Regions from separate parts of the Homo sapiens genome. Here region 2 is linked to region 1. Evidence: read pairs that join two places in POLR2A ChIA-PET (ENCODE). Cell type or tissue: GM12878. All regions are shown on one strand. Each heading gives the region's core, and the rest is flanking DNA. Links, peaks and the distances in the headings are about the cores only.

Region 1 (8,151 bases), core at 2,528-6,527:
AAGCTGTGATAGGAACAGCCACGGGCCAAATAACGGTGAAGAAGTTTGTCTTTGGTATCCCCTTGTTATGCCTGCTCTCCTCTTTGTGTGATTTTTCCTCTCTGAGCTAAAACCCATCACCCAGCCACGCACAAGGAACTGGTCACCTCATGCTGACCCTGGCCATCAAGCGTCCTCTCCTTAAGGTCCCAGACAAGCCTGCTGCCACCAGATGTTGTATATCATGACATAAATGAGAGGTTGCATACAGACAGCCATAGGTGTGTTTGGTTTGTCTTGCAAAAGTGTTTTGAACAAAAATCAACCATTTGCAGCATTTAAGAGATTTCATATAATATCTATATCCAATCCTCTGAAAAAAAAACTTGAAAGATTTGACGTTGGTTGACATTTTCCCATTAGCAACAATTGGTGGGAGCTAAGTGGTGGCTTCTCTTAGTTGGGTGATTACTGTCCAGTTTGCCATAGTCCTCACTACTCTCTGTTGCTTTTCTTCTCACATGGTTCACATTTATTGTCAGGTAACTGGCTTTCTTTGTTCCCTCACATAACCCTTCTGGCCCTGTAGGTAACTGGATTTGCAATCACTGCTTTAGATCTTGCAAGCCTCCTCCCTCATCACCTGCTTTCATCCAAACTTCGTCAACTTGTGCCCATTTTCTCAAGCTACCCTGTTTTTGACAGCCAAAGGAGCTCTAATAGGATCAGCAAACTTATGGAAAAATATAAATGGTCCTTAAGGGTTTGATATCTTTATCAGTTAATTATACCCATGATAATGCTGCTTAAAAACCAATCACAAAATCTCAGCAGCATATAGCAGAAGGCATTTATGGAGTTCAGATAGTCAGCCCACGAGATGAAGGCTGGCTCTAGGCTGGGTTCAGATTGGGGATGGGTTGACTTTGCACCATATGTTTCTCATATTCTTCCTGGCACAAATGGGCTAGCCTGGACATGTTCTTCTCATGATGATGGTAGAGATGAAGGAGAGAAAGTGGAATTAATACACCTTGATTTCTGCTTCATTCCATGGGCAAGAAGTCACACTACAAACTGTATGAAGCACCCTTGACATAAGTGACTCCATCTTAGAAAAAAACTCCATCTTACATTTCATAGGGCACTTGCCAATAGGGACAAGATATTTTGCTTAATAAATAAATTAATAAGTAAAGACTGCAACCAACCAGATAAGGACATAAATAAGCACAATCTTCCACTATCATTCTTCACCAGAGGACACTGCAGCCATAAAAAGGGCAGGAGGAGGACTTCAGCGCTTGAAACAGTGGTTTTTTGTTTGTTTGTTTTGTTTTGTTTTGAGATGGAGTTTTGCTCTTATTGCCCAGGCTGGAGTATAGTGGTGCGATCTCAGCTCACTGCAACCTCTGCCCCATGGGTTCAAACAATTCTCCTGCCTCAGCGTCCTGAGTAGCTGGGATTAAAAGCGCGTGCCACCACGTCCAGCTAATTTTTGTATTTTTAGTAGAGATGGGGTTTCACCATGTTGGCCAGGCTGGTCCCGAACTCCTGACCTCTGGTGATCCACCCGCCTCAGCCTCCCAAAGTGCTGGGATTACAGGTGTGAGCCACCACACCCGGCTGAAACAGCTGTCTTAATCAACACTGTCTTGCTGTCACTCAAGATAAGCTCCTTGGCATCTGCCATGAAAGGCTCTGGCATCTGCCACGAAAGGCTCTACCCACATCAAAGGTGTTCCTTGCAAGACCACTGGACTGCCTGGCCCAGACCAGGAGATTCTTTTTGTCTCTGTTGCTCTTCATGGACTGGTTCATTAACCATTTTTTCCCATTTCTTTTCTCTTGATGTTAAATGTTATTTTGTTTGTTGTAGATGTTTAACCCATAACATTTATATATTGATTAGGTGTACTATTATGTATAATTTGCAATATAGAGTGACTTGTGGAGTGGCTTCAGCCTCTGTGCCTGTGACTCTGACTGCCCAGTGAACAGGAAGTGCTAACGAGAATTGCCTCCTTGGGGACCTGATGTAGCTAGTGGCTTTTGTGATTGAAATAGCATCAGTAAAAGTCTGTCAATGTGAAAAGACACAAATGTGCATGGACCTGGTTACCTCTGATCTTGCACCACTCATGAGACAAACCCAAGGTCAAGAGGTGGGGGAGTTATTCCCACCCACAGCTCAAGGGCACAGCAAATTTATAAGGCATGTGTGAGTAAAGAATTAACTCTACCCAGAGAGAGGTCTGACCTTTGCCGTTCACTACTAGGAGGTAACCCCTAGGCTCCTGGAATATCAAGACTGATAGAAATGTCTTTGTTTGTCTAGGGGCATTGGCCACTTGACAGTCTAAAAATATGATTTGCAATGGAGGCATTTGGTGGAGGTGATGTTAGCTCTGCCTTTGGAGGAACTAGAGAATCATGTCAGCCACATGGGCAGTAGTGATTGAGCTGCAATAAAAACTCTGGCCACTGAGGCTCAGGTGAGCATCCCTGCTTGGCAATATTCCATGCATATTGTCACACATCATGGCTGGGAGGAGGTACCACTGTCCATGACTCCATGAAAAGAGGATGCCTGGAACCTCCACATTGGACCTCTCTTGGACTCTGCCCTAGGCTTCTCTTCCTTAGCTGGTTTTAATCTGTATTCTTTCTCTGTAATAAATGGTAACCATGAGTATAACAGCTTTCAGCCACTTCATGAGTCCCTTCAGTGCACTATCATACTCAAGGGTGGCTTTGGGAACCCCTCAAACTTGAATTGATGTTGGAAGCGAGGGTCCCCTGACTTAACGTTTGGCCTCAACTCTCACAGCATGAAAACAAGGTGTGAAAATGAAAGCTGATAATGCAAATTGCCACAATATTTCTCTCAAGTACCTCTGTCTTCATTGATACATTAATTCAGCAAACATTTATTGAGCACCTACTACATGCCCAATGCTATTCTTGGACCTGAGACTAAAGGAAGTGAATAAGACATGGCCTCCACATTCTAATGGAGGAGAAAAAATATAAATAGGCATACAAATATGTGCGATAATGTCAGATTGAGAGAAGTGCTGTGGGGGAAAATTAAGACAAGGTACAGGGATGGTGCAGGGCTTAGATCTTTTAGATAGATGGTCAAGAGAGACTCTTCTGGAAGAGTAACATTTGAACACACTTGGGTGAAATGAATGAGGAAGTTGGGCTGTGATTCTGGGCAAGAAGTTTCTAGAGAGAGGGACAAGCAAGCTCAAAGGTGCAGCAAGAAGCATACAAGCAGGAGATTTCAGCATAGAAGTTCCTGCCTTTAAAAAAAAAAAAAAAAAAGGCAGCCTGGCATGGTGGCTCACGCCTGTAATCCCAGCACTCTGGGAGGCCAAGGCGGGTAGATCACCTGAGGTCAGGAGTTCAAGACCAGCCTGGTCAACACAGTGAAACCCTTTCTCTACAAAAATTAGCTGGGCATGATGGCAGGTGTCTGTAATCCCAGCTACTCGGGAGGCTGAGACAGGAGAATTGCTTGAACCTGGGAGGTGGAGTTTGCAGTGAGCTGAGATCACACCATTAAACTCCAGGCTGGGCAACAGAGCAAGACTTCATCTCAAAAAAGAAAAGAAGAAAAGAGAAGAAAAGAAAAGAGAAGAGAAGAGAAAAGAAGAGGCTTGCTTTACATGGTCCTTGAAGGACTGTGTTGTGCCTGTGGAGAGACTTTCCACTAAGTGCCTCAAATCAAGCCTGAGACCAATATCTCTGTGTTTTGTTTTTGTGTCACTTGCTGGATTATGCGGTTTCTTCCTCATGTTCAACAAAGGAATTGTTTCACCTCCCTCTTTCCTCCTTGGCAGAGGATGGACACTCTCTCTACAGGCTTTTAGTTTCTAAGAGAAAAAAAGAAAGCAAAGACAAAGCACGAGAAATAAGAGTTATTTCTATTTATTTGGTTCATTCGGTGAACAAACAAGCCCATAACTGGAAAGTACAGGGTGACTAAGAAGTAGCCCTCAGGGAAAAACCTGATGGGAAATTTTATTTAAAAACACAATTTACATAGCCACACTTTGGGCTTTCCTTCCAGCCCTTCTGTGGTTCTCAATGGCCCATGGGTGTTCAGGCCTTAACGCTGGGGAGTGCCGCCAGCAGTGGAGGTGTTCGCGAAGGTTCTACTGGCTTGAGGGAAGGGCTGTGGTAATGGGAACCCGAGACCTGGAGGCCAGCAGATAAGAGCTCTCCGCTGGGGAGCAGAGTCAGAAGGGGCTGAGCACAGAAGGCTTGACTCTCAGCCAGAGCTCAACAAGGGGCAGCTGCTGCGGTAGTCCGTGGGCAGGCCTAGGTTAAGTGCGTTCTTTTCACTCAAAAGCCCTTCTCTGGAAAGGAGGCTCAGAAGGCACACTTGGGGCAGAGGGGAACCCCCGCCTTCCCCTTTTACAGAACTTCCTCATCCTGCAGATCAGTCCAGCCAGGAAGTCAGGCTGGGTAGAGAGCTGGGTGCCTGGGAGTACCATGGGTTTTGCCCCCATTGCTGGCAGCAGTCATCAGGTGAGCTATTTCCAGCCTATCACAAACTTCTTTCTGCCTATTTATGATCCATTCAGCATCTGACAGGTGTCTAAGGCAGACAGCAGAAACGTGTTCACTGGCCCCCCTCCCTCGGGACTTTTTCTTAAAGGGCATGCCTTACTCTCATTTCCTTTTTCTCCTAATCCTCTCTCCTCCCCTGAATTCTCCCATCACTAGTTCTCTCCCTCCTTGTAGAACCACCTTCTGCCCCTGCATCCCAGTCCCCCCAGACCCTCAGTGAGAAACTGTGTAGAACTCCAGAGAGGCAAGCAAGGTCCACTGTGAGAAATGGTATTCAATGGCCAGGCACGGCGGCTCATGCCTGTAATCCCAGCACTTTGGGAGGCTGAGGTGGGAGGATCACTTGAGCTCAGGAGTTCGAAACCAGCCTGGGCAACATAGTGAGACACTCCCCCAGCAACTCCAGAAAAAGGAAACTGTATTCTACTGTGTAAACTTCTTGAGAATGGTCTTTTCTTATGCACCACTTACCAGCTGCTTAGTGAATGTTTAATAGTGAATTAAAACTTCCCTCTCTCCACACCCGTTCCCCATGAGTCCCTGACTTGGGAGGGGCAGGTGAGAGAACTAATAAAACATTCTAGAGCTTTCTCCCCTGGCTCCCAAACTCTGACCAGCTTCTCAAATGTCTAGGTTCACAATGTTCTGCCATGCTCTGTCAGGATGCTCTCTGAGATAAATTAAATGATGAAGCCCTGGCCGTGATGCAAATTGCAATCAGACAGGAAGGTTTGAGGGTCAGAAGAAAGGGAGAGGGACCTGGCTAGCTTTGTTCCTTGCCCAAGGTTACCAAATGCTTGCCTTGGCAGTGAGAATGCGTAACCACAATGTTTTCTAATGATTTTCGGTTTTTCTCTTTCTATAGTCACAGCAGAGAAAACATGAAGGTGACAGCCAGTGGTTTCAGAAAGGCAAGAAGCTCTTCCTCTGCATTCACCTTTCTTTTCCCTTTTCACTGAAAGCGAAGATCAACATACGGGTAAGCCCCTCTCGTACATTCGAGGAAGAACACAAGTCAGGACTCAGAGCTACTGAATTTCCACTCCCACTCCCACGCCAGACACACGCTGCGAAATACTGTCTGGTTTTTTATGATAAGGTAGCTGTAGTTAGCCTGAAAATGCTTCCTCAGGAATGGCCTTCATCAGAGATCTCTTCATACTCAGTATGAGGACATGAGGAAGAATATGCTACGTGTGAAAATACACCTTGGCGTTCAACTCTGTGGGTTAAGAAGGGGTTCCTGTGATGGCAAGCTTTTAGGTTATTGAGCAGCAGATTGGATACTTCTGTTTTTCAACAACATAGGTTTCCATGTAATATGAAAAACAGCTGTTGCAAATTTCTAGAAGTGCTGAATCCAGTCTAATAAATGCCTAGCTGCACCTGCAAGAAAGTAAGGGAATGCTGAAGGGTCAAAAATGGAGGAAGAACTATGACCAGTCTGGGTTGCCCCTGGGGCTGCTGGAGGTAAGGTTGGGGAGGACAGTTGGCCAGGCTGGGAATCCAATATGGGAATATTAATTCACTTTAGAATTTATTAAATCAAGGAGCTTAGGCTTTCATGACCAGCAGGCACACAAGAAGGGGCTTGGGCCCCAGAAGAGTAGGGAGTTGGAACTGAGACCCTGGTGTAAGGATGAACTGAAAACCATTGCCTGCTTACACAGGGAGATGACAGGGAAGCTTGCTTGAGAAAAAGAAAAAAGCTCCCCTTAAAATTAATTTATAATAATTAATGTGCCCTCTCGTGGATATGATATTTAAATTTATATTACTAGAGTGGTCTAAGACATGTCCCACCAAGAAATTAATATAAAATGCTGTCACACACCAATAATATCCTTGGGAACCTGGCTGAAATAAAAATAAAACCTTTCTGGGAGGCCGTACATCCATCCTAGGCCTCCTAGCATACCCTCATATGAAGTCCCAACTAAAGATTAACTTATAATTAAAAACTACCATACAGTCCCGGCATGGTGGCTCATACCTGTAATCCCAGCACTTTGGGAGGCTGAGGTGGGTGAATCACCAGAGGTCAGGAGTTCGAGACCAGCCTTGCCAACATGGTGAAATCCCATCTCTATTAAAAATACAAAACTTAGCCGGGCGTGGTGGTGCCCAGCTACTTGGGAGGCTGAGACAGGAGAATTGCTTGAATCTGGGAGGCAGAGGTTGCAGTGAGCTGAGATCGTGCTGCCACACTCCAGTCTGGGAGGCAAAACCAAAAAAAAAAAAAAACCCCTAAAACCAATAGTTAGTGAACAAAACAAAAAACAATATGAAACAGCCAACAACTTCAGATAAAATATAATTATCAGGTAGATTAAAAATAAGCATGTTTAAAATGAGAAGTCATAAAAGAAGTATAATAATAATAACATAACAGAATAAGACATCAAAAAGATTAGACTGAGCTACATAGGAAATCAAATATAACTCAGAAATTTAAAAATTATCATTTAAAGCTTACTATGTTAAACCAAAGATTATATATTACCAAATAAATAACTAATGAATGGAAAGAAAGATCTGAGGAATCTTCAGAAGCCTGTGCAGAGAGATGAAGAGACAGAACATGCAGAGGAAGGGCTTACTGACAAGGAGTGTGGACTGTGAAGGACCAACCATATCTATTAGATGTTCAAGACATGATAAATGAGGACTAATGAAAGTTATGAACCACAGCAGGTTAAGTAACATGAAATCCTCTACTGGACACAACACAGTATAACTAAAAGAAGACCAGTCGGGTGCGGTGGCTCACGCCTGTAATCCAGCACTTTGGGAGGCTGAGGCGGGCGGATCACCTGAAGTCAGGAGTTCGAGAACAGCCTGGCCAACATGGCGAAACCCCATCTCTACTAAAAACACACAAAAAAATTAGCTGGGCATGGTGGCACGTGCCTGTAGTCCCAGCTACTCAGGAGGCTGAGGCACCAGAATCGCTTGAACCCGGGAGGCAGAGGTTGCAGTGAGCCGAGATCACACCACTACACTCCAGCCTAGGCAACAGAGCAAGATTCCATCTCAAAAAAAAAAAAAAAAAAAAAAAAAGACCAAGTAGAAAGGCCAAGATCTTAGAAATTCTCAAAGACAAAAGCATTGCCTACAAAGGAATGAGTTATCAGGTTGTCTGGAACTTTGCAACAGCAACAACAGAAGCCAGAAGACCAATGGAATAATATGTTCAAGTGCTGAGAAGGAATAACCGTCAACTTACAACTACACTATGATTCAAGGATATGGGCAAAATAAACACTTTCACACAAAAACAGAGAGCATTTTCCACTTGAAGACCTTTGCTAAAAGAATTAACAATATACTTCAGAAGGAATTGAACCAAGAAAGAAGCAGTGAGATGTACAATATGAGATAAATTTCAACAAATATCTAATATGTAAAAAAAGACTACTTGGGGAGTATAAAAACATAGTGGAACAAGGGTACTGGTCATAATAGTAGATGAGATGGGCAGAGTTCGGGCATTTGGGCATTTTAGGGCAAAGGGTGGCAATATTAATTAACTCTAGAATTTATTAAATCGAGTATGCTTATGAAAAATTATAAAAAGTTAATCACATAAGA
Region 2 (8,151 bases), core at 2,449-6,448, 120 kb before region 1:
AAATGAACATCTGTTTTTGCTATGTGCTGAGCCAAAACCTCCTGCGCTCTTTGTTTCTTCCCCCATTTCCTCTGATTTCTTTAATGTCACTTAGGACATTAGTGACCTAACGCAGTCACTGCCACCTTCCTCCACACCTCCTGTACACACACACGCTTTATATTTCAGGAAACAAAGCTCTGTGAAAGAGAACCACATTAGTCTTCCACTAGCTGGGGATTATCCATTTAAGTATTATTTTAAAATATTTTTGTGATGACTAACAACTACATTTATGACTTCTTGTAGAACAATGGATTCGGCTGCTTGTCTCAGAGGTAATTGTGCCCTCTTTTGCAATATTCACCATAGCTGAGCAATGGAGATTTTTCCTAGCTAAATGATGGAATGGTTGTTGACAGTGATTCCATTTGACGGTTTTTTGTGTTTTTTTTGGTTTTGTTTTGTTTTTGTTTAGACGGAATCTCGCTCTGTCGCCAGGCTGGAGGGCAGTGACGCAATCTAGGCTCACTGAAACCTCCGCCTCCTGGGTTCAAGTGATTCTCTTGCCTCAGCCTCCCTTGTAGCTGGGACTACAGGCATGTGCCACCACACCCAGCTAATTTTTGTATTTTTAGTAGAGACAGGGTTTCACCATGTTGGCCAGGATAATCTCAATCCCCTGACCTCGTGATCTGCCCGCCTTGGCTTCCCAAAGTGCTGGGACTACAGGCCTGAGCCACCACGCCTGACCTGATGTGATTTTTTTTTTTTCCAAGAGATTCCAGTTTGAACTGTGTATTTCTATGGTTAAATTTACTGTCATTACAAATTTTATTGTTGGTTAGAATTTTAAAAATTATGAAATTATTTCTAGCCTATAATTTGACCAACTCTTAATCACCAGTTAAGAGGGAATAAACAATATGCCCTACTTTTGTGGGATTTTTCTGTTGCCAGAGTGGAGAACGGAGAAGTGGTCATTGGGAGACCAAAGAATATTAAATTCTGTCCTTGAAACGGGAGGAAGGTGGCACTGCTAATTACCAGACTTTTGATATAGTTTGGATACTTACTTGTCCCCCGAAACCTCATGTTAAATATTTGATCCCAATGTTGGAGGTGGAGCCTAACAAAAGGTTTGAGTCATGGGGTGGATCCCTCATGAATGGTTTGGTGCCGTTCTTCTCCTGCTAGAGGGTGAGTTCTTGCTCTGTTAGGTTCCCCAAGAGCTGGTTGTTAAAGGAGCCTGGCACTTCCCCCTTCTCCCTTGCTTCCTCTCTGGCCATGTGATCTCTGCACACACAGGCTCCCCTTTGCCTTCTGTCATGAGTGGAAGCAGCCTGAGGACTTCACCAGAAGCTGAGCAGACACTGGTGCCATTCTTCTTGTACAGCCTACAGAACTGTGAGCCAAACATATCTCTTTTCCTTATACATTACCCAGCCTCGGGTATTCCTTTATAGTAATGCAAAAATGGATGAAGACAACCCTCTTTCCTACTTACAGCTTTATATCCCAAATGGGAACCTTGCCAAAGTTTTTGATACGAAACCTAAAGATTCATTATTTTAACTCAAATATTGACTACTTATGATGCATAACATATAAATATTTCTTGATTCTTTGACAAGATATCCATACATGTCACAACTCATTGGAAGGATATAAAGACAAGTATAATGTTTCCAAGGTGTATCTGATTAAAGCAGTAGTTTCAAAATATATGACATAAAACATGTCTCAGTAGCTGGCCCAGGAAAGGAGGACTTCCTGGCTGTGCCTGCTCAGAAGCTGTGCCTATGCATCTTTCTTTTAGAGATTCTCATGAGTGTTGCTGCAGGAAAGGGCCTGAGAAGTCATTTGGTTAAAGAAACTTATTTAGCAGTCCAATCCAATGTTTCCCCCAAACTATGTAACCATGGAAATCTTTCTCAAAACATCTATTAATATTTTGTGGAATTAGTGTTCTGTGGAGCATATTTTGTGAACTCTGCAATACAGAATTGATAAAAGTCATAATATAGAATCTGAAGGCAGACAGAAATCACGAAACCAGTGCATGAATCTAAAAGGCAGTCAAAAAGTCACAATTAGGCAGTGCATCCCAGGAGAGTGGCAAAGTGCAAAGGGGCAAAGGAACAGACCACCAGGAGCATGGATAGTGAAGGAGTATTGATCCCTACACTTGTTCCCAACATAAAACAATTTACAATGAACAATTCTTGTCAGACTTTCATGGAATGACATATTCAAGCTTTGTCTCTAGCCCCTACTAAATATCTAAATATATGTAGAAGGAGATTTCAAGTGGAATAATTAAGTGCTAGTTATTTTTTGAGCCTATGAAACTTCCACAGCTAATTCTCAGAATAGACCTAATATTCCAACTGTTGGAAAACATGTACCAGATTTTTAAAGTTTTGGTCATTGAACGTTAGGGCTGGAAAGATTTTATATATCAGAGGCCAACTGCCTTGTTTTAAATTATCAAACCAACACGTAGACACTGCCTTGTTTTAAATGATTAAACCCACACTTATAAGCTGCCTTGTTTTAAATGATGAAACCAACACTTAGAAATGATCCCTCTCACAAAGGCGAGAGATAGGTTCTAATAAGGACCACTGAAGTCCCAGTCTGCTTTTTACCCTACACTCCCCTGTCTCTTTGTCAATAGCCGTCAATTTATTTTTCCCACATGGGTTACTGAATTTTATGGACAACAAAATATGCAGTGGGACAGAGATTATTTTATGCTTAGAAGCTATGTCTAGCTACAAAAATATGTAATGAGGATATGAAATAATCACCTACATTCTTCAACATCCCATTTTGTTCTCGAGAAGTAAGGTCAAAGCATGTGAGAAGTGAAAACTTATTCATAAGCAGACACAGAGCTTTATCATATACAAGCAGACGGCTGTAGTCATTAGGGAAAGGAAGAGCGTTGAGGTGAGAGGTCAGTACTTGAGTGACAAATGATCAGAATCAGGAGGCTTTCACATAATCTTTCCTTACCCTGTGCAGCACCCTAATCTAGACCCTTACCTGGATAGTTGCAATCATCTTTGAGGCAATTTTACTGCATCGTGTAAAGAGCACCCTATGACATTCTGACCTCCTCGGTACCTGGGATCATGATCAGATCCAGGAAGATGATGTTTGCATGCCCTGCTCCCTCAGTGCATGGACCTCCACTCTGGTGATGGGTCCCGACGCCGTCCTCTCACTCACTCGCTCTCATCACCCATGCATGCTCTCGAGTGGCTTGCGTTTTGGCTTTTACAACTTCACTGAAACTGCTTTCTCAGAGGGACTGATAGCTCTTCAAAAAAGTAACTTCTATTTTTATTAAAATTGTACATCTTCATGGTATTAAAAGTTACATAGTATTAAGCACTTTTAATGAAAAACAGGTGCCTCTGAACCATCCTTCCCTGTCCTCCTAAGGGCAACCACTTTCTACTCTTAAATATTTCTTTCTCTTTACTTCCATATTTCTGAAAATTGTACTTATATGATAATTTCTTAATTTTTTTTCAATTTTAGCCATTATCTATCGATATTCTATTGTGGAAAATGACTTAATTTTCTTATGACCTTCCCTACACACACACACACACACACACACACACACACTCTTTCACTTCTTACATGTTCCCAATATAATTATATCACAATTCTTGGTAAAATCAACATTTGGTGTTTAGATTGTTATGACTATCTAATATCACTCATAGCTGAGGTTCTAGTGTATTGTGAATACATTTTCTTTCATATACAACTTTTTGTTTTCCCTGGAATTAATTGCCTCATTTTAGAATTTGCTTAGTTTTCTTTGTATGTATAACTGAAGCATCCCCAGAGTCTATGATTATTGAAGAAACCTTTCCTTTCTGTCAAACGTGATAGATAATGTGCCAGTTTACTCTCATGGCGACAGCCCTCCTGGAGCCCTTCACTCTCTTGATTTAATCCAGATTAGTTACTTTCTGCACAGCTGCCAGCCACGCATCCTGAGAATTCTCTGATCCCCTTTTCTTGAGTCCCTTGCCGTCTTTTGCTAGGTTTATTCATTTTTTGACAAGAAAGCACATTCTCTACTAGCTTGCTGGGAGAAAAAGATGCATGGAGGTAAAAATGCTAAGACCCTGCATGTCTGAAAATATCTTTCCGTCTACAGCTATACCACTCTGAACGTGCCTGATCTCATCTCAAAATGTCTTTCCTCTAGCCCTAAGCTTGATCGATGATTTGGTTAGAAATCATCTTCCCTCATTGCTTTGGTGCCTTTCAATCCCCACTTTGCTGCAGAGGAGTTATTTAGCATTCTAATCTCTGATTCTTCGTATGTCTTTTTTTTTTTTTTTCCATTTTGAAAACCATTAGGGTCTTCTTTTTTCTCCACAGTGTTCTAAAAGTTCACAATGAGCATTGTAATCTCTGATTCTTTGTATGTCATTATTTTTCCATTTTGAAAACCATTAGGGTCTTCTTTTTATCTACAGTGTTCCACAATGTCGCAATAAAAAAATTAGTGTGCAGCTGTTTTCCCCCATTTGTTTTACTAGGGACTCAATAGGCCCTTTCCATTGGGAAGCTCATGTCCCTCAGTTCTAGAAATGTTCTTGCATTTTAAAAATTTTTTTAATTTTTTTACAAAATAGCTTTCTTTATGTTTCCTTTCTTCTTGTTTCTGGAACTCCTGCCCATCAGCCTTTGAACCTTCTGAGTTGATCCTCTGAGTTTCTTATCCTGTTTCTCATCTTTCATGTTTAATCTGATTTCAGAGAATTTACCTCAAATTTATCTATCAACATTTCTCTTTAACTTTATCATGCTTGCCATCATTTTTAATTTCTTAGCGTGCTTTCTTGTCCTCTGAATGTTTCTTTTGTTGTTGTTTTTTAAATGATACTCTCTTCTTATTTCTTCTCATTCTTTTGTGAGAATATTAATTTTAGAGTTTTTATGTGTTCTTTTGCTCCCTGCGCTATTTCCTCTGAGTCATATTGTCTGTTTATTTTGGTCCCTATCTTTCATGGAGACGATCCTTCAAGTATCTGATCTTTAGCTGTCTTTTCAGTTTAGTGAGGAGCTAAACAAACTAGTCGGAAGCTGTGTATGCATGGCTGGGGCTTGTCAACTGATGGGCCTCCGGGGAGGTGTCTCCTGTTTTATTGGCAGATAACCAATTCTCAATCCATGTAGGTCTTTCTTTTATATTGACGAATCTCACCACAGAGGATAATCCTCGCTGCCAGTGTCTTGGAAGCTGAAGGAAGGAGGATGTCAGACTCCCTTCTCAATATGCAGCCTGTCATTGAATACCTTTGTTTTCAGCAGGGCTCATTCCACCCTCAGGTGCATGTGGTGTCTCTGAGGACAGACATTCTCTGGTCTTCAGCAGGGCAGGGGAGGAGCAGTTGCCAGGCTTCATGGAGGAATAGACAAGGGGATCTGGGAGGCGAATTTTCTGGGTGCCAACTCTCAATGGCCTGGTCCTCTCCAGAGTCACAGGTAGCTGGTGTCTTTAATTCTCCAGCTTTTCCAAGGTTGTTCTGCAAGAATTAGCTTACCCTTCCTCTCCTCCCTGCCTTTCCACTTGCTCCTGCTGCAGGCTTGGGGGCAACTTGCGGTAAAATATATGCCTACTACATTTATTGGCTGTAGTGATTCAAAATAAGCTCCCATGGGTTCCAGAAATGTTAGAACTTTTTCTTCTAATGTATACACGCGATGCAGTGAGAGTTAAAAATGTTCCCAAAGCACATGCAGTGCCATATACCCATTCTACTTGGAGCATGGATGGGTTCACTTGGAGTTCAGAATTGCAAAAGAGACACACATCCTCAGTAGCAATCTCACCAAAGAGAGAGATTCTTTATCAATGGCTGTTAATATCATCTCACTACATTAGGGTGTGAAAAATGTGCAGGGGAGTCTGGTAGATTTGTTTTCCAACTCGCTCTAACATTTCCTATATTTAATGGAGACATGGAAAAATGGTCACTGGCTTAGAAGTTATTTTTAATGGAATTTGAATAACCATGAGCAGAAATCATTCTCTGTTTTAACTTAAGTCTAATAAACATGTCATGGTCCTAAGGGTATAAAATAACTCTCGGGTAGAAATGAGACGTAACACTTGGAGTGATTAATGATCTCATAATCTGAAAATCTCAGATCATAAAAGCCAGTGTTTTTCTTTTAAAAGGTTTATTGTGGCCAAAGTATTCATCAAAATCTATTTTGCAAGATGCTGACATTGTTCTAATATAAAATTCAGAAATAATTAAACATTTGTCAGGCATCATTTGTTTTCAATTGTGCAGGTAAATGTGGGACTAGAGTCTGTTGCGTCTGTACAAGCATCTGACGTTGGTACATCAGCCAACTACTGCATAACTTTGGGTTGTGAAATTATAACATGCTATATATTAAGGAGTAACAAACCTGAAGTGACGTGCTCTGTTGAGCAACAAAGTATTTTTCTGAACTTTTTAAGTTACTGATGGTTATGAATTGTAAATCCTCTGAAGAATGTAAGGCCTTGTTCCCTCTTCCTGTAGCATCTGTAGCATGGGAGACTTGCAAATGATAGCACTGTCAAAGATTTACTGAGCACTTACATATATTCTTAGTTCTGGGTTAACTGCCATTTTTTTTTTTTTTTTTTTTTTTAGATGGAGTCTCACTCTGTCGCCCAAGCTGCAGTGCAGTGGTGCAATCTCAACTCACTGCAACCTCCGCCTCCCGGGTTCAAGTGATTCTCCTGCTTCAGCCTCCTCTAGTAGCTAGGATTACAGGTGCCCGTTACCATGCCCAGCTAATTTTTGTTTAGTGGAGATGGGGTTTCACCATGTCGGGCAGGCTGGTTTTGAACTCCTGACCTCAAATGATCCACCCACCTCTGCCTCCCAAAGTGCTAGGATTACAGGCGTGAGCCACCGCATCCGGCCTGGGGTAACTGTCTTAAAATGCATATTTCAGTCAATCGCCATAGCAACTCTGTTGTGCTCATCTAGAGACTAAATTCAGGATGCTACCAGGTGAAAAAGAAAAGTTGTCTTTTCCCAAACACAGCTCTATTCCTTACAGGTATTTCCTTTAAGCTGTTTTATTATTATTATTATTAAAATGTATCTACTTTACATAGTACCTATAGATTCCAGTCTTTGAGAGTGGAGATACTTAACTCACATTACTTTCCACTGTCTCTTCTCTTAAATTTTATCGATTATGTTATCTGTAATTCTTCTACCAAACTGGTCGTATACTTCAACTTCAATCTAATGTCTCCATGTCTGGATGCCTCTCTTTGTTCCCTAAACTCTGATTCTGAGATCTCAGCTTTTTTTGATTTGGAATGGAAACTCTGAAAAAGGCCAAATGCTATGCTTGCAAGCAGCCTGAAGTAAATATTTTTTTAAATAAACTTTTTTATTTAGAAAAAGCTTTACACTTACAGAAAAATTCAGAAGACAGTAGAGAGAATTCCCATATACCCTACACCCAGTTTCTCTTCTTATTAATATCTAACATTGATAGGGTATGCTTATTACAATTAATGAACCCGTATTAATAAATTATTATTGAGAAAGTTCATACTCTATTTGGATTTCCTTAGTTTTGTTCTAATGTCCTTTTTATGTCCCAGGATCCCATCTAGGAAATTACATTACATTTAGTTGTCCTGTCTCCTTAGGTTCCTGTTGGCTGTGACAGATTGTTAGACTTTTTTTTTTTTTTTTTCAGTTGGAATTTCACTCTTGTTGACCAGGCTGGAGTGCAATGGTGCAATCTCGGCTCACTGCAACCTCTGCCACCTGGGTTCAAGCGATTCTCCTGCCTCAGCCTCACAAGTAGCTGGGATTACAGGCGAGTACCACCAAACCTGGCTAGTTTTTGTATTTTTAGTAGAGATGGGATTTCACCATGTTGGCCAGGCTGGTCTCAAACTCCTGGCCTCAAGTGATCCACCTGCCTAGACCTCCCAAACTGCTGGGATTACAAGTGTGAGTCACCGTGCCCAGCCAGCTTTTCTTGTTTTTCATGACTTTGGCAGATTTAGTCAGGTATTTTACAAAATGTCTCTCAACTTGTCTGATGTTTTTCTCATCATTAGACAGGGGCTATGGGTTCTTGGGAGCAAGATCACAGAGATTA

What was found. ChIA-PET counts read pairs that join two places held together with the same protein. Peaks named below come from ENCODE experiments on the same cell type or tissue, not always from the same donor. Only the 100,000 strongest peaks of a DNase experiment are listed, where the experiment ranks them.
Region 2: POLR2A ChIA-PET joins it to region 1 with 8 read pairs; 2 of 35 experiments call an interaction of 5 or more read pairs at or near these places.

What each region holds. Positions count from the first base shown.
Region 1 is chr6:14,104,721-14,112,871 of GRCh38, forward strand. It overlaps LOC105374939 (a long non-coding RNA gene), which reads left to right. Exons shown (of 3, transcript XR_926500.3): 3 at 2,318-2,564. LOC124901265 (a long non-coding RNA gene) reads left to right here and starts at 4,043. Exons shown (of 2, transcript XR_007059464.1): 1 at 4,043-4,518; 2 at 5,426-7,088. RefSeq lists a cis regulatory region at 3,908-4,695 and an enhancer at 4,332-4,471. In GM12878, for the core only: no CTCF peak of the experiment used is centred there; DNase peaks (open chromatin) are centred at 4,521 and 5,441; H3K4me3 peaks cover 2,326 bases; H3K27ac peaks cover 3,167 bases.
Region 2 is chr6:13,984,608-13,992,758 of GRCh38, forward strand. No RefSeq gene overlaps it. Among named protein-coding and RNA genes, the nearest start is that of RNF182, 64 kb to the left of the region's middle. RefSeq lists cis regulatory regions at 2,676-3,298, 5,059-5,159, 8,011-8,151. In GM12878, for the core only: no CTCF peak of the experiment used is centred there; no DNase peak of the experiment used is centred there; H3K27me3 peaks cover 422 bases.